2 separate regions of the Homo sapiens genome follow, and region 2 is linked to region 1. Evidence: read pairs that join two places in POLR2A ChIA-PET (ENCODE). Cell type or tissue: Caco-2. All regions are shown on one strand. Links, peaks and the distances in the headings refer to the core of each region. The heading gives the core; the rest is flanking DNA. Region 1 overlaps MOV10 (Mov10 RNA helicase). Region 2 has its middle 150 kb from the start of MAGI3.

Region 1 (4,345 bases), core at 1,846-4,345:
TGTGGGTGTGTCTCTGAATCGTAAGTGTAATTAAAGGGGTACCGGGCTGGGGAAATGGGGAAGAATGGTTTCCGGAGTGGGGTGGTGGGTGCTGAGAAGCCAGCCTGGGAAAGCATTCAGGTTTGGTAGTTGGGTGCCTGGATATGACCCCTGCCTGGCCTGACACCTCCCAGGTTGGTCTCGGCCCAGTTTCCCATTGATCACTTCACACACATCTTCATCGATGAGGCTGGCCACTGCATGGAGCCTGAGAGTCTGGTAGCTATAGCAGGTGAGGGACTCAGGTGGGGCTGCAGGTATACACCCTGTGTGGGTCAGAGAGGTTGCACCACTTACCTTTCTTCCCACACCTCTTCTGCTTCCCAGGGCTGATGGAAGTAAAGGAAACAGGTGATCCAGGAGGGCAGCTGGTGCTGGCAGGAGACCCTCGGCAGCTGGGGCCTGTGCTGCGTTCCCCACTGACCCAGAAGCATGGACTGGGATACTCACTGCTGGAGCGGCTGCTCACCTACAACTCCCTGTACAAGAAGGGCCCTGATGGCTATGACCCCCAGTTCATAACCAAGCTGCTCCGCAACTACAGGTATTCCCATGCCCTTGCCTCCCCTGCCATATCCTATGCTTTCACATCCTGCATGCAGACCCCACTGGAGAGTCTGGCTTGCTGTCAGTCCTGTTGCTCAGAGGTTGTGTGATGCAGAAAGACTAAACTGGAAGGCAGGAGGTTTTTCTAGCCCCAGCACTGCTGCTTGTTGTCTGCGTGACTTAGCCAGTGGTTTCACACTACACCAGTCAGCTTATCTGCATCTTAGGGGGTGGTCAGTGGTTCCTAGAGGCTAGGGTGTGTCTGGTACCAGTCCCAGATGAAGTTTTCAGGCAATCCAAGGAGAGATAAGAAAAATAGGGAGGAGGTCGGGCACAGTGGCTCATGGCTGTAATCCCAGCACTTTGGGAGGCCAAGGTAGGTCAGGCTCCCACCCCCGATCACTTGAGGTCAGGAGTTTGAGACCAGCCTGTCCAACATGGTGAAACCCCATCTCTACTAAAAATACAAAAATTAGCCAGGCATAGTGACAGGCACCTGTAATTCCAGTTACTTGGGAGGCTGAGGCAGGATAATCGCTTGTACCCGGGAGGCAGAGGTTGCAGTGAGCTGAGATCGCGCTACTGCAGTCTAGCCTGGGTGACAGAGCGAGACTCCATCTCAAAAAAAGAAAGAAAAATAGGGAAGATACAGTTTTTTCATAAACCTATTGTTATTCAAATTAAAGAGCTGTATACTTTTAGTGAATGAGTTCAGCCATCTAAAATGCTTAGATAAGTTTTATGCTGTCACTAAGAGCTCAATAAATGTTAGTTATTGTGTCATCACTGCTTATATTTTTTGATTTAACACATGGTCTCATCAAATAACGTGATAGTCAAGGAGAATTTGGTTTCGTACTGTCCTTGGTAAATTTGAAACCTGAAAATGGGCCCCTAATTATTTAGTTTTAAATGTCATGGGTCTGTGGAGTCCCTGGACTAGATGCTCTCTGGAACTATATTTGGTTCTGCTTTCTGTGGTTTACAGTGCCTGGCAGCAGATATTATGGAGGAGTGTCCTGCTATCCAGGGAGCCAGCGGGGTAGCAGGCTATTGTGTGTGGGCCCAGAGTGGGTAGAGCGGAGCCCCTGTAGGGCAGAGGGAATCTGACCCTTGGTCTTGCTTTTCCTCCTCCGGCCTCCCAGGTCTCATCCCACCATCCTGGACATTCCTAACCAGCTCTATTATGAAGGGGAGCTGCAGGCCTGTGCTGATGTCGTGGATCGAGAACGCTTCTGCCGCTGGGCGGGCCTACCTCGACAGGTGAGGCTGAGCAGGGCAGGCCCCACCCCTGTACCCTGACTTCCCTCCCACTGAAGGTGCAGCCCCTCCCTTTGTCACCTTGGCCTAGGATCTCTTACTCTCTGGAAGGGTTTGGGAAGGGAGGGAATAGAGGGAGGGTGGTCTGGCTGACGGTTTCCCCCGACCCCATGTCCAGGGCTTTCCCATCATCTTTCACGGCGTAATGGGCAAAGATGAGCGTGAAGGCAACAGCCCATCCTTCTTCAACCCTGAAGAGGCTGCCACAGTGACTTCCTACCTGAAGCTGCTCCTGGCCCCCTCCTCCAAGAAGGGCAAAGCTCGCCTGAGCCCTCGAAGTGTGGGCGTCATCTCCCCGTACCGGAAACAGGTCAGGTCCTCAGTTACCAGCAAGGGTGGGGCCCCTCCCCCAGATGGTACCTCCTTAATATCCAGACCACTAGGCAGAGGCTCCAGGAGCTTAGGCCTCTGCTGGCTCCGTATCTCAGAAGAGCACCAAGGTCAGCTGCCGCCTCCCTTTGTTCCCCAGCTCCCTGGCCTCCTGCCAGGCTCCCTCTTGCATTAGGTTAATGGCACGAGAGAAAGGCACCTGTCCCCTCCTTCCAGGTGGAGAAAATCCGTTACTGCATCACCAAACTTGACAGGGAGCTTCGAGGACTGGATGACATCAAGGACTTGAAGGTGACATGCTGTTCCACAGTCACTCCCTGCCTTCCGTGTGCCCCCACTTGCCCACTTCCAGAGACTTCCTCAAGCTTCCACTCCAGCCCACGTCCCCGTCCCACCCCTGCTGCCTTGAATAGAGCTCGAGCTCTCCCTGAGCCTCTCACTCCTGGAGATTCCAACTTAAGGGTCTGGGATGGGATCAGGAAGCCTGCATGTTTAACAAACACCTCCTGTCATTCTTAGACTGAGGCAGGTTTGAGGCCTCTGCCCTAAGGATAAAGTCCAAATTCCGTGGCCTGTCATGTGATGCTGCCACCCCCACCCCCAGTAGCCTCTCTCTTAAGGTTCTGGTCTCAACACTGGCTGCAGATAACAATCACCTGGAGAGCTTTTAATACCCCGCCCCCATGCCAGGGCCCCACCCACCAGCTCATACAGCTATCGGGGCAGAGCCAGGGCACTGGTAGTTTTTACAGCTTCTCAGGTGATTCTAATATGCAGCCAGGGTTGAAAACACTGCTCTAAGACTTACAGGCCTCTCTCTTGGAAATTCTGATCGGGGGTCCGGGTTAGGGCCCAGGGTTGTATATTCTTAACAGATACTTAGTGATTGTTTTCAGGAAAGTTTGAAAGTCACTGCTCTGAGTTCCCGTGTTCTTTGCAATGCTGTTTTCTTTCCTTAGAACACTTTGCAGGCCCCAGCCCTCAGCAGGATTCAACCTTCATGTTTCAGCTTCCACAGCCTACCTCCCATCCCCTTTCCCTGGGCCGTGTCGCAGCACTGGTTCACTCACTGATCTACAATTGCCCAGTGACCTCTCTGTACCCTCCTTGGAAGGCAAGCTCCCTGGGGTAGGGCACCCCTTTGACACCCCTGGCTGGTCTCAGGCCCTGCCTCTTTCCCCACTAGGTGGGTTCAGTAGAAGAATTCCAAGGCCAAGAACGAAGCGTCATCCTCATCTCCACCGTGCGAAGCAGCCAGAGCTTTGTGCAGCTGGATCTGGACTTTAATCTGGGTTTCCTTAAGAACCCCAAGGTTTGAGGGCTGGTCGGGGTGGCAGGAATTCTTCCATTCTCGGGGCTCTTCCCTCCCATGACCACACCACTTCTTCCTTCCAGAGGTTCAATGTAGCTGTGACCCGGGCCAAGGCCCTGCTCATCATCGTGGGGAACCCCCTTCTCCTGGGCCATGACCCTGACTGGAAAGTGTGAGCATTCCCACCCCATTCTCCCTCTTAGTGGCCACAGCCCCTGCCTAGGGCAGGTGGATCTTTTTTAAGCGCTTGCTTATCGCTCAGTTAATCCTCAGATGTGTCCATTTTCACAGCATCACTATTGTATTTATAAGTTAAATGACATCCAGAGGTTGAGCAAGTACAGCTCAGATGGGACAGGACCGTGGCTTAGCCTCCAGTCTCTGCTGGCACTCCTCTGTACCCCACAGATTCCTGGAGTTCTGTAAAGAAAACGGAGGGTATACCGGGTGTCCCTTCCCTGCCAAACTGGACCTGCAACAGGGACAGAATTTACTGCAAGGTCTGAGCAAGCTCAGCCCCTCTACCTCAGGTATGGCTGGGCCAGGGTGGGGACAGTGCCAGAGGAGGTGGTAAGGAAGACACAGTGTACTTTCTCTCTTTCCAGGGCCCCACAGCCATGACTACCTCCCCCAGGAGCGGGAGGGTGAAGGGGGCCTGTCTCTGCAAGTGGAGCCAGAGTGGAGGAATGAGCTCTGAAGACACAGCACCCAGCCTTCTCGCACCAGCCAAGCCTTAACTGCCTGCCTGACCCTGAACCAGAACCCAGCTGAACTGCCCCTCCAAGGGACAGGAAGGCT
Region 2 (15,886 bases), core at 5,672-8,171, 540 kb after region 1:
CAAATTCTATTTGGATTTTGGAAAATCCTATATGTGGAAAAATCTATAGGGCAAACAGTCCAGTTTCTTCAACAGAAAAATGTCAGGAAAAAGAGAAAAAGGGAAGGAGAATCTATAAGTTGAAAGACACTTTAGAGACATATTAAGCAGTAGCAACGTATGAACTTCATTTAGAACCTGAATGAAACAAATAAACTATTTTTAAAAGCTATTTATTATCAGACAATTGGGGATGTGTGAACACTGATTAGGTATTTGATGCTATTAAAGAGTTGTATTGGGGGAGTGTGGTTGGGTAAATTGAGGTTCTGATTTTATAGATGGAGTCTTGCAGAGACACACAATGAAATTCTAACTGCTGAAACGATGACTGGGATTTACTTTACAATCCTCTGGGAGCAGGGAAGTTGGGGGTAGGGGATGTCTAGTGCAATTGAGATAGGCTACAAGTTGATCATTGTCGGAGCTTAGAGATGGATACGTAGGCCTTCATTGTACTATTTTCTCTGCTTTTATGAATGTTTGGAGTTTTCCATGATGCATTTTTTTAAAGGACTCTCAGAAAGAGCAGCTATAATGAAAGAAGAGGGGAAAACCCAGGCAAGTGTCATATCCCGGGATGCAAGGAAAGAAATGCCTCTAGAAGGAGGGTGTGGCCAGGTGGATCAGATGCTGCTGATGGGTCAGGTGCCCAGCACTGAGCCTGTCACCCAGTGTCTCCAGGGAGGGACCCACATCCCTCTGGCCTCTCTCACTTCAGGGTGTGCTCCCTGCCGCCCAGGAAATGCTCCTGGGCCAGGGATCCCCTTGGTCTCCTCACTGAGTGTCCCAGCTTCATCCTTGGTTACTCTGGAACATTAGCAATTTTGCAAGCAGGAGTCAGAGCCTCTGAGGCAGGTGGGGAGGTTATTCTGCTTCCCTTTCTAATTTATGCTGTGCCAGGGTTCAGTTTTAAAAGATTTGTTGACACAGCGTTCAAGGGGGAGTTAGTGAAGCTACCAGCACGATGCAAATTTAGCTTCCAGAATCTAGACCAAAGGTTACTGACTTGTTAATTATGATCTCATGGAAACTTCTTGTTTCACAAAGATCACCTCAATCATTTTTTAGGTTTTGGTAGTGATTTGGTTTTGCCATAAGAATGAAGGAAGTTTTCTGGGGAAGATATTAACTTCTCAGGCCACAGTTTGTCAACTCTAGTTGTACCCTTAAATGATCTCTTGCTCTCCCTGTCCCTCTGCCCACCTTTGTCTCACCCATTCCACATCCTCCTCTCTTTCCCCTTCCCCTTTTATCTCTCTCCCCTAACTACCTACTGTAGGCAGAGAATATTGTGTCTGGAAGTTATTGGTTTTCGGCCCCCTCTGCCTGGCTCCTCTGGGTGAGCCGGGGCGGCAGCCTCCCAGCATGGGCTTTCTGTATTCTAGGTACTGCCTGAAGAACCCGGCCCTGGATACCCAGCATGATGTGTGACTCACCTCTCCTAGCCATCAGCCTTGCTACTTGTTTTTGTTTATCATCTTCCCCAACCCTTCGGATTTGATACATTCTCTTTTGTTGCCCATGATAACAAAGGCCTGGCTTCCTTTCAGACTGGCCTGCCTCCGCCTCTCTGTTCCAGCAATTATGCCTTTGGAACCTGGGCCATCAGCTGGATGGATGGCAGCTCCATCTGCCTCTTCCCAGCCTTAGGTATGAGGCCAGGACAATTGCTGAGAAATCCCTGGAGGCCAGAGATTTTTGAGTGATGTGTGGTGCATAGGGAAGGTGTGTGTTCACCATTTTCTGACCTTAGGTGGAGTCCCTGATGGTGTGAAACAGTGTTCAGAAGTCCTCCAGTGGGCCTCACTCACCTCTGTAGTGGAAACAAGGCATCAGTGGAGCTGCATTCTCCAGAGCCATCAAGAATGGATAAGAAATGGGTCTTGGTCTCTTGTTTGGCTAATTTCTGTTACTGTCTGCCCCTAGCTCCCATGGGAGCACCTGTCTAGCTGTGCCTCTTCATCAGGCTGTTGTAGGACCTCACAGGAATGATTCCATCCCGTTCCCCAGAATGATCTCACACACACACACACACACATATGCACATACACACATACACACACACATACACACACACACGTAATGGGAAGTTGTATGCCTGTTGTAATTGCTTAATTAAAAAGGAAATTTAGCAGGACTCAAGGGCTTTCTTCTGATTGTTTTACATTTTCATTGAGTGGATTCTTCATCTTTGCTTCTGTGTTGTTGGATTGATTATTGAAGCTATAATAGGATGTGGGTCCTGTATTTCACCATCACTATCAGCTATTGTCTTTTTTCTCATGCACACTTATCTTTTGTGTTAATTGCGAGTCTAAGTGTCTTCATTTCAATATCCATTATTTCTCCTGTATAGTTAAATTGCTGGTGTTTTTTTTGCTTTCATAGGGTCCAGAAAATATAGGAAGTTAACACTAACAACTCAGCTCTCAAAAAGTTCGTTTTTATAGTTAGCTTCTTTCCCGTGGGGGACACAGAGACTCACTCAAGTTGCCTCAAGAAAAATGGTGTCTAGAGTGAAGATGCACATGGACAAATCTCAGCATCCTCTCCTCTCCATGTCCGCCTCTGCCTCAGAGCATTGCTGCCTGTCTCTGTGCGTTTGCTTCCTTCTCTTTCTTCTACCAGCTTTCTTAGAGAGTCTACTTCTTCAGCACTTCAGATGGCCCATACTACATCGTGTCCTCGTGGGATACAATTCAATTCTACTTGTGGACATTCTCTTTCAAAACCACCCCTAACCACTTTGCCTTGTTTCCCAATTCACATTCTCCATAGTTAGGATCTGCTAAGTGCAGCTTGTCTTTTTATCACGGTCACTGGCCAGTCTGGTTGGCCTGGGGTCAGATGCTGCACTCATTCTACCACACATAGTGTGTGTGATGTGGGGAGATTGTGGTTAAACAGGGCAAAACATGGCCACCAAAGAAGCAGGGGCTGTGGTAGCTAGACAGTTTCCCTCCAAGGGGGTTGTGGGCAGGCAGGTACCAATGGATATTGCTAGTGCACTGGTTAACTAACAATCTCATTAACTATTGGCCCAGAGAATGAGAAGGTTAAAATGGATGTTATAAATTCCATTCACAAAAACCCATGTTTCCTTCTCACAAGAAATCCTCTCAGCCATTTGATGAGTATTTACTCTTTTTTCAGGCAAAATATGCCTAAATATCTGAGTTTCACGCCCACCACAGATTTTAAGTAGCAAAAGTAAGGGGGCAAAGAAGGACTAATACAGACAGACACTAATAGCATTGAGAGTCAATAACTGAGAGGCTGACAGCATGGCAGAAAATCTATGAGGAGCAGACACAAGAACTCAAATAGCACAGTAGTCTGGGACCACTTAAAATGTAGGTTAAAAACAGCCCTCTGTACTTCAACAGTCCCCAAAGGCATTGCTGTCTTACAGCCTCGTTAACTGTAGCTAATGTTCATGTTGGTGAACCTTGAGTATATAAGGAAAGGCTAGAGGCTAACTTATGTTTAGAATATCCAGCTTAAGAAGGCAAACAAATTACATAATACACTTAAGAAAAATTTCCATGCACATTTAAAAATTGGTGTTTAAATGAGTAAAACCTAAGCTCTCCAAAGCAAGTCATTTGCTAAGTGTTCCAGAATAGCCACAGTCATAACCACGTGCTCTGAGTTTTAATGTTGGCTATCAGGAACCAGGGTGGTAAAATGTCCTTGCTCCTTCAAGCCGCCCAGGGAAGATTACCCTATTAAATCTCCCAAACTTCTCTCAGGAGACAGAGAGGCATGGCAGTTGAGAGCATGTGCTCTGCAGTCAAGTCAGTCTGGGTTTGAATCCTGGGATCCTGAGCAGTCTCTTGACAGGCCTAAGCCTTCATTTCCACATGAGGAAAATGGACACAATAATATGTATCATACAGAGTTGTGAGAACTTACTGTCCATAGATTTTTTTTTACCTTATTTGGAATTTTTAATTTTTATGTAGTCTTCTAAATAAACAAGACAATGTAATCCACTTGCTTTGAATTTATATGGTTCTCAATTATTATTTTTTTCCTATGGGGCAGTGGCTCCTAGTAGGAAAAGACTAAAATAACACCTCAGCTTGAATCAGTTTATTGGATTAGCCAAGGAGTCAAGCAGTTTTTCTAGAAGGGTGGAATAGAGAAGTCCTAGAAGGGACTGGGGAGGAAAAGGATGGCTTCAGTGTCTACACATGAAGACAAAGGATTGTTTGCAGGGAAAGGAGATGCGAGGAGAGTGGGGTGTTTGAAAGGGAGAAGGGGCCACAGGACAGCAAGCAGAGAGGTGCAGAGGATAATTGTAGTTACCTCTACAACATTCTCAGGATTATTCCTTGGTGAACTATGATTTTAAAATGTTCTCAAAAGGACAATTAGAGAATTTCAGTCACTGTGACTTTTTCTTTCTCTCTCCACCCCACCCCTTTTCTATAGGTAATTTGCTTGAAAGCTGAAAAGGCCACCATGAAAGAATAAGATAGATGAGCGTGAGGTCTGCAGAATCCTTGCAATCTTGGGTTAAAAACTGTCTCAGTCATGTGGTCCGCCTGCCTGCCCAGGAATTCAATCACCTCAGTCATTTTCTTCAAGTAACCGTTATTACATTCCTTTTAAAAATAAACAACTTTAGGCTTCCCAGAATCCCTGATAGATGAGAGAGGAAATTTAGCTGTCAGTTGTAGGTGAAGACATCAAATTCATAAACAGAAAATTGAAAAAGAGAGGGCATATTCACTTCATGCTCTTCCCTAGACCTGTTAAAATAATGTGCATTGAACAAACATCAAAAATAATATGGCTGGGCGCAGTGGCTCACTCCTGTAATCCCAGTACTTTGGGAGGCCAAGGCAGATCATGAGGTCAAGAGATGGAGACCGTCCTGACCAACATGGTGAAACCCCGTCTCTACTAAAAATACAAAAATTAGCTGGGCATGGTGGCACGCAACCTGTAGTCCCAGCTCTTCGGGAGACTGAGGCAGAGAATTGCTTGAACCCAGGAGGCAGAGGTTGCAGTGAGCCGAGACCACGCCATTGCACTCCAGCCTGGGTGACAGAGTGAGACTCCATCTCAATAATAATAATAATAATAATAATAATAATAATACATGTACCATTGTGCCCTTTCACTCTGTGTTCACCTCATCAAAGCAAAAGCAAAGACCCTGCCTCTGAACTATCCCACAAAGCTGGCAATCTTCAATCACTGACTAGACTATGGGTTCATCTCATCATATTTACCTTTTTGTTTTTTTAGAGATTCTTCCCTGGTTTTTTTTTTTAGGGGTTAAATATTTTTCTTATGTACCAGGGATTTGGGTTTATTTGTTTTTAATAAAAGTGGTTCTTGGCATCTACAGATTGCTATTGTTGTTTTATGGCCAAATTCTCAAAAACCATGATAAAAGCATGTCCACAATGTTCATGTACGAAGCTAATATAACAAAATTTTTGCAAACAGTTCTGCAAAGCCATACATTCTTTTGTGTGCACCTGATTAAACAATAGTTAAATCCTTCTGTCTGGGGATGAGCCAGTGAAAACCAGCCTCAATTCTTACAAAGAACACTGGGGATGGCAAAGTGATTTCAAATTGTGTGCCAGCCCTGATCACTTGGTTTTCGTGTTTTGCTGGGAGCTTTATTGAGAAGCATTTTAAGGCTGGATTCCTGCTCATTAGGAAAAGTTCTATGATGAGTGATGTCTGCCTTAGGTGCAGAGTAGGAGAGTCATGCATGTTTGCCACTTACTTACGATTTTGACAGAAGATCTTTGACATTGAAAAATTTAGACTTTGTGGTTTTGACCACTTTTCAGCTGTCCTGAAAGTCCATGATGTATGGGCACAGGGAGAGGAACATCACACACCGGGGCCTGTCGGGGAGTGGGGGGGCTAGGGGAGGGATAGTATTAGGAGAAATACCTAATGTAGATGACAGGTTGATGGGTGCAGCAAACCACCATGGCACATGTATACCTATGTAACAAACCTGCATGTTCTGCACATGTATTCCAGAACTTAAAGTATAATAAAAAAAATTTAAAGTAAAAAAAAAAATGAAAGTCCATGATGTATAGTAATTTGGAAGTTTTATTGCAGATAAATGTTTATTTATATACATATAACATATATATATAACATATGTATATGTTATATATTAACATATATAATATATATAACAGGTAAATGTGATAGGTATATATATATATATATTTGAGGGAGAGTTCCTATTCCATGTATATCTTGATGCATAAGGATTACTCCAAATTGTGTTGCTTAAAACAATAACATTTTTAAAAATTTATTTATTTTATTATACTTTAAGTCCTGGGATACACGTGCAGAATGTGCAGGTTTGTTACATAGGTATACACGTGCCATGGTGGTTTGCTGCACCCATCAACCTGTCATCTACATTAGGTATTTCTCCTAATGCCAATAATTTTATTATACTTACAGATTCTGTAGCTCAGAAATTTGGAAAGAGCAAGGTGAGGACAGCTTCTCTTTGCTCCACAAAGTCTGGGGCCTTTGTTAAAAAGACTGAAAGGCTGCAGGTAACCCAATGGCTGAGGGCAGAGCCATCTAAAAGCTTGTCACTACTCACATGTCTGGCAATTAACGCTGAAGACCTAACAGTGGGACTTCAACGCCCCACCGGGGACTTTGGCCAGAACACCTACATGCAGCTGCTTGTGCTTCCCGATGTTCCAAGAAAACCATAAGGAAGAGGAAGCTATATGCCTTTTGTGACCTTGCCTCAGAAGTCACATAGTGTGCCATGGTCATAAAAACCTCCCAGATTCAACTGGAGGGAGGAACATAGGCCCCACCCTTCAATGGGAGGAATGCCAAAGTCACATTCTGTAAGAAGAGCGTGGAGGAGGAGGATATTGATGCAGCCACTTTCAGAAAATATAACCTGCCACAGTCATTGGGTGAATGAGCCAGTCATTTCATTTCAATACACTTTGTAGTTTTTTCTGTTCCCACAACAATTACTTGCCTAGAGTAATAAAAACTTGATTTTCGTGTGAAAAATGGTTAACAATAAGAAATCAAAATCAAACTTCAAGGAAAAGTTCAAAATTCTTAAATTACGGTATGAAAACCTGTATAGTAAACCACTGATGAGGAAATAAAATTCAGAAGAAAGTCATTTGCCTTTATATTCATTTTAATCTTTGCAAATATGAGGTTTTGCTAATGGTTTGTCTCCCTAGATAACATCATAATGGTGACAAACCAGACATATCCATCTAACTTAGGGTTTCTCAACCCTGACACTATGATTCTTTGTTGTCTGGGGCTGTCCTATGTTATTGCAGGACATTTAGCAGCATCTCTGGTTTGTATCCCTTCCCCCAATCGTGGAAACTGAAAATGTCTTCAAACATCGCCAAATGTCCCCTGGGGTGCAAAATCTTCTTCAGCTGAGAATTGCTGCTATATGAGGCTGCAAATATATTCTCCAAAATTTGTTTCCTAAGACACTCTTAAGAGGTTTGCATAATATGTTTTTTTGAAAGTTTGCATTGCCTGATGCTATAGGAACCTCTATAGTTCATAATCATTTAACATGTGGCGTTCATTCAATATACTAAGTCTCTAGTAAACTGAGTCTTTTTCCTGTTAACAACATTCATTCTGAGGGGCAGAAGCTCCTCCTCTACTGATAAGACTAGAGGATTAAGTCAGGCAGAATAATTTAAGTGAAAGAATAATGAGGATATTAATGTCTTGGCTCATCCTACCTGAGAATGCGTGGGTGTGCCGTTGGGGGGAGTTGCAGCTGCACATACTCTTCCCCATCACCCACCCATCACAACCTACCCCTCCCACTTTCCAGAGAGAAGGTGTGAGTGGAAATAAAAAGCAGTGTGGTGATCACTTTATTTCTTGCATTCACAATTTGCTAGGGGCTGAGAGTGAACACTGAGAAGGTGTGAAAACAAGGAACAATTTCTGCACTGGGGTGTTACAACATTTAAGCTACAAGGTGCAGGGTAGAGTGCAGAATCACTGCATGCACCTTAGGTGGAAACCAAACCCTTTCCTGTAGACTCATGGGTATTTGAACTTGTTTGAATTTCAGGATTGAGTGGCAATAGGGATGGTATGTATAGGCGGTTCTCAGTTTATAGATAAGTGGATTCTGAAATCCACTGTTGAAATCAGCAGTGCATTTTGCATAGGAAAATAATGTTATAATATGCTAGTTATGCCCCTAGACCAGTTGAGAAAAATCCTACTTAACTCCTTTGGTGCAGTGCCATGGTTCTAAAGAACATAATCACCATGTCTAACGGTGCTTCTCAGGACAGTTGCATTCAGATTTCTAACATGGGATGCCAGAAGTTTGAGACAGAACCTGCTGACTGGCCTGCAGCCCATACTCATTGCAGCCAGTGCTCATGGCAGGCCAGTGCTCCCTGCAGGCCAGTCAGCAGGCGTTCTTTCCAACTTCTCTTTAATTCAGTAAGGTTTACCTGAAAAAAATAATGTGCCAGGCAGGCTATAGGTGTTGGGGGTTAAAAAAGAGGTATTCCTGTTTTTAAGAGGCTGAACTGCCAGCCTGTGCCATTCTTCCCTCTTGTACACATCGTGTACACATCAGGAGAAAACAAACTCCCTTTCAAACCTGGAAGTGACCTTCAAGACAGCCTGAAAGGTTGGAGCTCTTACAGGAGGAGGTAGTGAGGGAGATGGATCTGGGGACTTCTGCTTTTATTTTCTGTCGTTTGTCAGGGCCTTTGACTAGTGTTCCTGTCCTTCCTAATAACCAGCTACTGCAGAACAGAAGGTAACTTCACAGTTTCTCCCACTCCTCTAGTTCCTGAAAAATACAAATATTTGTGGAAAGCTGTTTTACCAACACAGGGATGGGGTGGATTTTGATCCTCATTGTCTCCATTCCCTGCTGACTACTGAGAATAAGCAAGAGGTGGCCTAAGGTTCAGGAAAGTGTCATTGCAAAGCCGATGCCAAGTTTTTAGGCATTGTAGTGTGGAAATTCCCTTTTGTAATGGTACTCTTCAAGTACACTACCAGGTAAGCTATTTCAAAGGTCACAGAAGGGAAAGACTCATAGGTCAAATTAAGATGCTTCAATAACAGGGTTTATTAAATCCATTTAAAACTTACAGCAAGAAGCAAGAGGAAAGAAATGAGATGTTAACACTCAGGGTAGGGTGCACGTGGGTAGAAGGAGCACACTATCTCATTCCTGGGTTATGCGATGCTTCTGCCTTCTGTCTCTTTTGCAGTGACAACAGCCTTGCCTTATGATGGGGAGGTTAGAGAACTACAGTTGAGGGAGGCTAGTGATAGTTAATCACATGTGCCAACTTGGTTAGGCCACAGTACCCAGATAGCTACTTAAATATCATCCAATATATTTCTGTGAAGGTATTTTTGGATGGGATTAAGATTTAAATCAGTAGACTTTGAGTGAAGCAGTTTGCCTTCTATACTGTGGGTAGGCCTCATCCATTCGATGGAACGGAGTCCAAAGTCAGTCATTCAGGTAGAATTCCCTGTCTCTCAAGGGAGCTTTGTCAGCAGACTGACTTTGGATTCTTCCCTGGGTCTCCAGCCTGCTGGCCTACCCTCCAGATTTTAGGCTCGCACAAAGCCTCCCCAATCATGTGAGCTGATTCCTTAAAGTCCCTCTCTCCCTCTCTCTTTCTCCACATTCTGTGGATTTCTCTCTGGTGTCACAATTCCCCCATTTAGGTAGGTCTGACATCAAGTACCCTTTGTGCAGTCATGGTGGTAGGGTGGAGAATTAAGGAACAGGACAGAAAGGGAAGGGCAGCCTGCCTCCCATCACCCACTGGACTGGGAGAGGGAGAGATATCCTCTCAAGGTGTCTCTGCCTAGGAGATCTAGGCACAGATGTGGGCAGAGCCATGAGCGGCAGAAGAGGCACCTGCCAGGTGGATGATTCGGGGGCCATCCCTGGGATAAAGGGAGACAAATGTCCTCATTCTCAAAAATAACAAACCTGACTATCTTAATAACACATTTTGAGTTTCTCCTGAAGCTAGTTTTCTTCCTTTTTGCTTCCACCTCTGCTATGGTTTGAATGTGTCCCTCAAAGTTCATGTGTTGGAAATTTAATCCCCAATGCAATCGTGTTTGGAGGCGGAGCCTAGTAAGAGGTGATTAGTCATGAGGGCTCTAGACTTCACGAATGGATTAATGTTCTTGTCACAGGAGTAGGTTAGTAATCAGAAAAGTAGGGTGGTTATAAAGTGAGTTTGGCCCCCCTTCCTATCTTGCTCTCAAGCGCTCTCTTGTTCTTCTGCCTTCTGCCATGGGACGATGCAGCACAAAGGTCCTTATCAGATGCCAACTCCATGCTCTTGGACTTCCCAGCCTCAGAACTAAATACATTTCTGTTCATTATAATTTACCCAGTCTGTGGTATTCTGTTATAGTGGCAAAAAATAGACCAGACTAAGACAACCTCCTAGAACCTGTAAGAAAAAGGAAAAAACACACAAAGCTAATAGTAGTTGGTCTTAGACTATACAGAGAGCTAGACTGAGATTCATCTGAATATTTGAGGAAAGTTCAAACTCAATGAGGCGTCAAGGCATTTTTGGCACAGAAACAAGATGAGGCCTCACCTTGGTGGCCTTCCCCTCCCCCCTTGCTGTCACAGGTCCTGTCTCAGGTGACCCAGGCCCTACTAGTTCCCTCCCCTCTGCTGGAGTGGAACCCTATGCTGGTTTCCTTTATCACATGCTGTCACTGCCTGACTCCTTAGGTGCCCCCACCACTGCACTGTAGTTTATTGAAGTCAAGAAGCAGGACTTTTGCACCACTTAGCACAATGCCTAGCACATAGTCAGCACTCAAAAGAAATTTGTTTAATGAATAAATGACCCAGCACCAGACCAATCTAGAATGAGATGAGAAGCAGGACATAAGGATGGGAGCCCCAGGCAGACTGAAAGTTAGCTGTCAGGTAAGGAACAAAGGGAAAAACATCACTGTTGGAGACCGCTGAGGCCACACAGCTGAACAGCTAGTTCCCATGAAGGTAACAGGCATATAAAGTAGGGGGCAACCTTTATTAGAAAAGAAAAATTTCTAACTCATATGCAGAGAGGCAGACAATCTTATCAAACAACCAAATGTCAGATCTCAAATATTTACACACTATCTTGCCATGGAACATGTTTTTCCACCAGGGAAACTGGTGAAACTCCGTTCTACCATGTGCTGTTGCCAGAGCAATATTCCCAAAATGTGCTCAAGAGCCTTCCATGCAGTATTTGCTTACTGTAGGTGGTCACAACATTTTTGAGAATCTGATGAAAGCTATGGTCTTCCTAGAAAAACATACCCAAATTTGCATTCAATTATAGGGGGCAGTGGTTTAGCCCACCCCCGCTCTGGTGGTCTCCCATTTCCTCAAATAAAATCTATCCCTTGCTCCTCTGCCTCTTCCCCACCTGGCTTTGGAGTGACACTGTCCCAGCCATTCTGCTCTTTTTCCCACGCCCCAAACACACCTTGTGGCTTTCCCACATTTGAACTTGGAGTCAAAGATCCTAAAGTTCTTTTAAGGTGCCCTGGGGACAGGAGCTGGGCCCCCACAGTCCACTCATGGCCAGGGCAACAAAAATTAAGGGAACAGCCATAACCTGTTCTGTAGCACAGTCCTGGCTGGCCCCACCCATCTTTCTGTGACTCTAGGCAGTGCAGGCTTCAGACTTGGTGTGGTCTCTTGGCCTCTCTGACTGAGATCTATCCCTAGACTTGCAAATCCTGTTGCTCCCAGCGACTCCCTAATGGCTCAGACTCCTGGAAATTCCTGATACAAAGCCTGCCAGATCTGACCCCAGGAGAGTGCTCACCCTTTCTACCTACTCATTCAATAATCAATCAATCCAGCATCCATGCTGTGTCATGGAGTGCTCCAGAAAGTTGTGGGAGTATAGCTAGACCCAGTTCCTGCCTCAGGAGCTCCGTCTTAGAAGGGCGGCAGCTACATGCAGAAATGCCTCCACAGGGAAGTCACAGAGAAACAATCACCCCTGGTGTTAGCAGGAAGGAGGTGACTGCTAAGATGAGGCCTGAGGAACAAGGCCTGACATGTTCCAGGAAAAAGAAAAGTCTGAGTAAAACATTCAAGGCCAGAAGAAAGAGAGGATGGTGTGGGAACTGCAAGCTTTTTAGGATGTGTGGACTCTGGAGTCCCTGGAGGGAGTGATGAGGCTCGGCAGATCCAGAGGGCCAGGGAGATGAGGGGCCCTTGTGAGCAGGGTTAAAGAGACCCCACTCTACCCTGAGGGTGGGGGAAGCCATGGAAGCGGGGGCTGGATCAAATGGTCTCTCTCAGGCCTGGGCAGCTCTCTCGCTCCAGTTGCCCTGGACTTGTTAATGCTGCCACCTCCTACTCTATCCCTTAGGGCTTTTTTGAGTCTGAGCATTACAGAACCATAAATATGACACACACTTTCATCTCATTTCTCCTTTTTGCCATTGAACTTCAACCAGCACCTCAAAAACAGCTGGTCCAAGATGGAACTCAGGGTTCCTGTGAAGCCCCTCATCCTCAGGCCTGCTCCCATGGCACTGACAATAGGACAGAGCCCTCCTTTCTCCCTCTGCCCCTGCCAACGAGGACACAAGCCCTTATGATTTCAGGGGTTGGTGTTTAGTTTTTAAACTGCTAATCCCTGAAAGGAGCCAGAAATGGATACCATAATAACCTGAGGTATGGGTGGGGCCTGTGGTGGAGTGGGAAAGTTTCCAACACCTTCCAGTACCTTCCGTTCAGTCTCTATCCTTAGTCCTGACTCCCTTGGTCATAAAAGTACTCCCTTGTGTTTTGTTCTTTCGATGGGCTTAATAAACACTGCTTATACCTCACTGTCCCCGACATTTGAGTAGTGGTTCACATACTTCTTTGACCACTAACCGTAGAAAGAAAGACATTTTATATCATGACCCAGCACACACACACATGTAAAACAAATTTCCTGAAGTAATATTGTACTTTCTACAAATGATGCCCTCTGATATTTTAGTCCAGTCTTTCCCTCCTTCCCTCCCTCCCTCCCTGCTTCTCTCCCTCCCTCCCTCCCTCCTTCCCTCCTTCCTTCATTCCTTCTTTTCTTCTTTCCTGGTCACAGCCCACCAAACTGATTTCAATATCCAAGTAATGGGGTGCAACCTACAGTTGGAAAAGCACTGCTTAGCGGAAGAACATGCAGAGACCTTCCCGAAGAGTACCTGTCTCCAGCCAAGGCAATCCAGATGAAGTCAAAAGTGTCCCCTATCTTAAAGGTTATTTTGAGTTTTGAGCTGCTTCCTGGGCCTCAGTTGACTTAGAAATGTTCCCTTTTGGTAACTGCCTTAAAGAATATGGATCCTAGAAGAGTGTTAGGTCTGTGTGTTGTTCCACCCACAGTCCGCTGGCAAGTGAGAATGGCAGAGGGAAAAGGAGCAGGCCATGTTGTCAGTGTCTGGTGATAATAACAGCAATGATAATACCAACAGCTATCGAGCTTGGCCAGACACTGTGCTGGGCTTTGTCTCACTCAGTCCGCACCAAAGCCTCTGAGTTCGACATTATCCCCATTTTACAGAATGTCAAAGGGAGGTGCGGAGGATTCACCCAGTTAGGTACTAGCAGGACAACAGGCTGGGATTCGCCCAGGTCTGCTGGACACCAGAGGCTGGGTCTTGACAAACCTGAGTGTTCTGGGTGTACTCCGTGGTCTAAAGGTGCTGGGGAGATTGGTCACCTCTAATTTCACATAGACAGTGTGTGTTCCATATGTTGCCCTGTCTCAGGGATTCCTCATTGGAATCTGTTTCATTCCCAGAAGTTTCACGAGCCCTTGAAATGGTGAAACAAGACTTTGAATGTACATTTTTCTGGCTAACCTCTCAAAGCAGTCCTTGACTCACTGACCCATCTGGCTGAGCTAAATGATCTGAATATAATTACAGTCAGCTCTTTGTATCCATGGGTTCTGCATCTGTGAATTCAACCAACCACAGATAGAAAATATTTGATAAAAACTTGTGATTATACTGAACATGTGCAGACTTTTCTTCTTGTCATCATTCCCTAAACAATATAGTATAACAGGTATTTACATAGCATTTACATGCATTAGGTGGTACAACTAATCTAAAGATGATTGGAAGTATAGGGGTGGCTGTGCATTAGTAATATGCAAATATTACACCATTTTATATGAGGGACTTGAACATTCATGGATTTTGGTATCCATGAGGAAGTCCTGGAACCAGTTCCCCACTGGTATCGAGGGACGACTGTACATTTTGGCAGCAACGATCAATTCAAGTATGTGTATGGTTGGGAGGGGGCTGGCTGTTGGAGATCAGTACAATAAGAGAGATTGTCTATTTGTAGGTCCCTGTGGGACAGGAAATTCATGTGGGAAGGAGATGTATGCAACTGAAGTGGGTGGGTGATGGGGATATTCCTGCCCAGAAAAGGGGAGTGGAGGCTGGGGAGAGCAGCTTCCTGGTCTATAAATGAGGGATTGTTCTAGACTACGTTTCTGAGAGCCTCGCAGAGTCTGCAGAGATGCATTGAGGCTGAGGCTCTTCTGCCATTACCTCAGGCTTTAACCGTAGCTATTCCCTCTTTCTGTTTGAGGGGGAAGGAGGCCACCTCTGCTACTTTAAAAAGGAGGGGAAGGAGAGAACCTCAGACAAATCCCAACTGAGGAACATCATACAAAATACTTGGCCAGCACGCCCCGAAACTGTCAAGGTCATCCAAAACAAGGAAAGCCTGAGAAAGCACCACAGTCTAGAGGAGCCTAATGAGACATGATGCCTAAGTGTGGTCCTTAGTCAATAATGTATCAAAATTTGTTCATTAATTATGATAAATATACCAGTGTAAGATGGTAATCATAGGAGAAGCTGAGCGTTGGGGATATGGGAACTCTGTACTCTCTTTGCAATTTTTATGTGAATGTAAATCAATTTTAAAATTTAGAACTATTAAAAGAAGGGGGTGCTACTGACTAGTTGACCTCTGAGGTCCTTCCCAGCTCTGACAATCCCTGAGTAGTCTGTGCAGTGGCTTGGGCTGGGGCCCTAGGGGAGAGGGGGGTTTCCAGAGTTTCTGAGCATGGAATCCAGGGGTGTGAGCTGCACCTGAGCACCTAGATGCTTTGGGGGAATAGAATTCCAGCTTGAGCCTGGGTCTTGCCCTTCATATCTGGCTAGAAACCTGGCAACCTTTGCATCACAGAGCCATAGATGGGACACACACTTTCATCTCTTTCCTCTTTTTTGCTCTTGAACATCAGCCAGTACCTCAGAGACATCTTGGTCCAAAACTGAGCTCAGGGCCCCCCGCCCTGTTCACTGCTCACCCTAGGTCTGCTTCTCTTCATATGTTCTGGGCACAGCACCACCCTTCTCCAGTCACTCGTGCAGTGACCAGCAAGTCATCCTCAACGTCTCTCTTCTCTCCTCCCATGCTCAGCCAGTCATAACCCCCTAAGGATCCCTGTCCCTGGTATGGTGGGTATACACAGACCCTCCTCATCCTCACTGCTACTGTCTTAGCTCAGCCTCTCCCCATTGGCCTAGCTGGTGTCCAGCCACTAAGGCTTCTAATCCACTCTTTAAAAAATATTATGGGCCAGGCGTGGTAGCTCACGCCTGTAATCCCAGCTACTTGGGAGGCTGAGGCAGGAGAATGGTGTGAACCCAGCAGGCGGAGCTTGTAGTGAGCCAAGATCGCGCCTCTGTACTCCAGCCTGGGTGACAGAGTGAGACTCCATCTCAAACAAACAAACAAACAATATATATATATATATATATATAT

What was found. Peaks named below come from ENCODE experiments on the same cell type or tissue, not always from the same donor. Only the 100,000 strongest peaks of a DNase experiment are listed, where the experiment ranks them.
Region 2: POLR2A ChIA-PET joins it to region 1 with 6 read pairs; 1 of 35 experiments calls an interaction of 5 or more read pairs at or near these places.

What each region holds. Positions count from the first base shown.
Region 1 is chr1:112,696,264-112,700,608 of GRCh38, forward strand. It overlaps MOV10 (Mov10 RNA helicase), which reads left to right. Exons shown (of 21, transcript NM_001321324.2): 13 at 174-271; 14 at 367-583; 15 at 1,731-1,848; 16 at 2,024-2,215; 17 at 2,452-2,526; 18 at 3,422-3,547; 19 at 3,631-3,719; 20 at 3,956-4,077; 21 at 4,153-4,345. The coding sequence ends at 4,244. Among named protein-coding and RNA genes, the nearest start is that of RHOC, 8.7 kb to the right of the region's middle. RefSeq lists enhancers at 2,724-3,018, 4,021-4,345. In Caco-2, for the core only: no CTCF peak of the experiment used is centred there; DNase peaks (open chromatin) are centred at 2,508, 2,868 and 4,338.
Region 2 is chr1:113,235,881-113,251,766 of GRCh38, forward strand. No RefSeq gene overlaps it. Among named protein-coding and RNA genes, the nearest start is that of MAGI3, 150 kb to the right of the region's middle. In Caco-2, for the core only: no CTCF peak of the experiment used is centred there; a DNase peak (open chromatin) is centred at 6,781.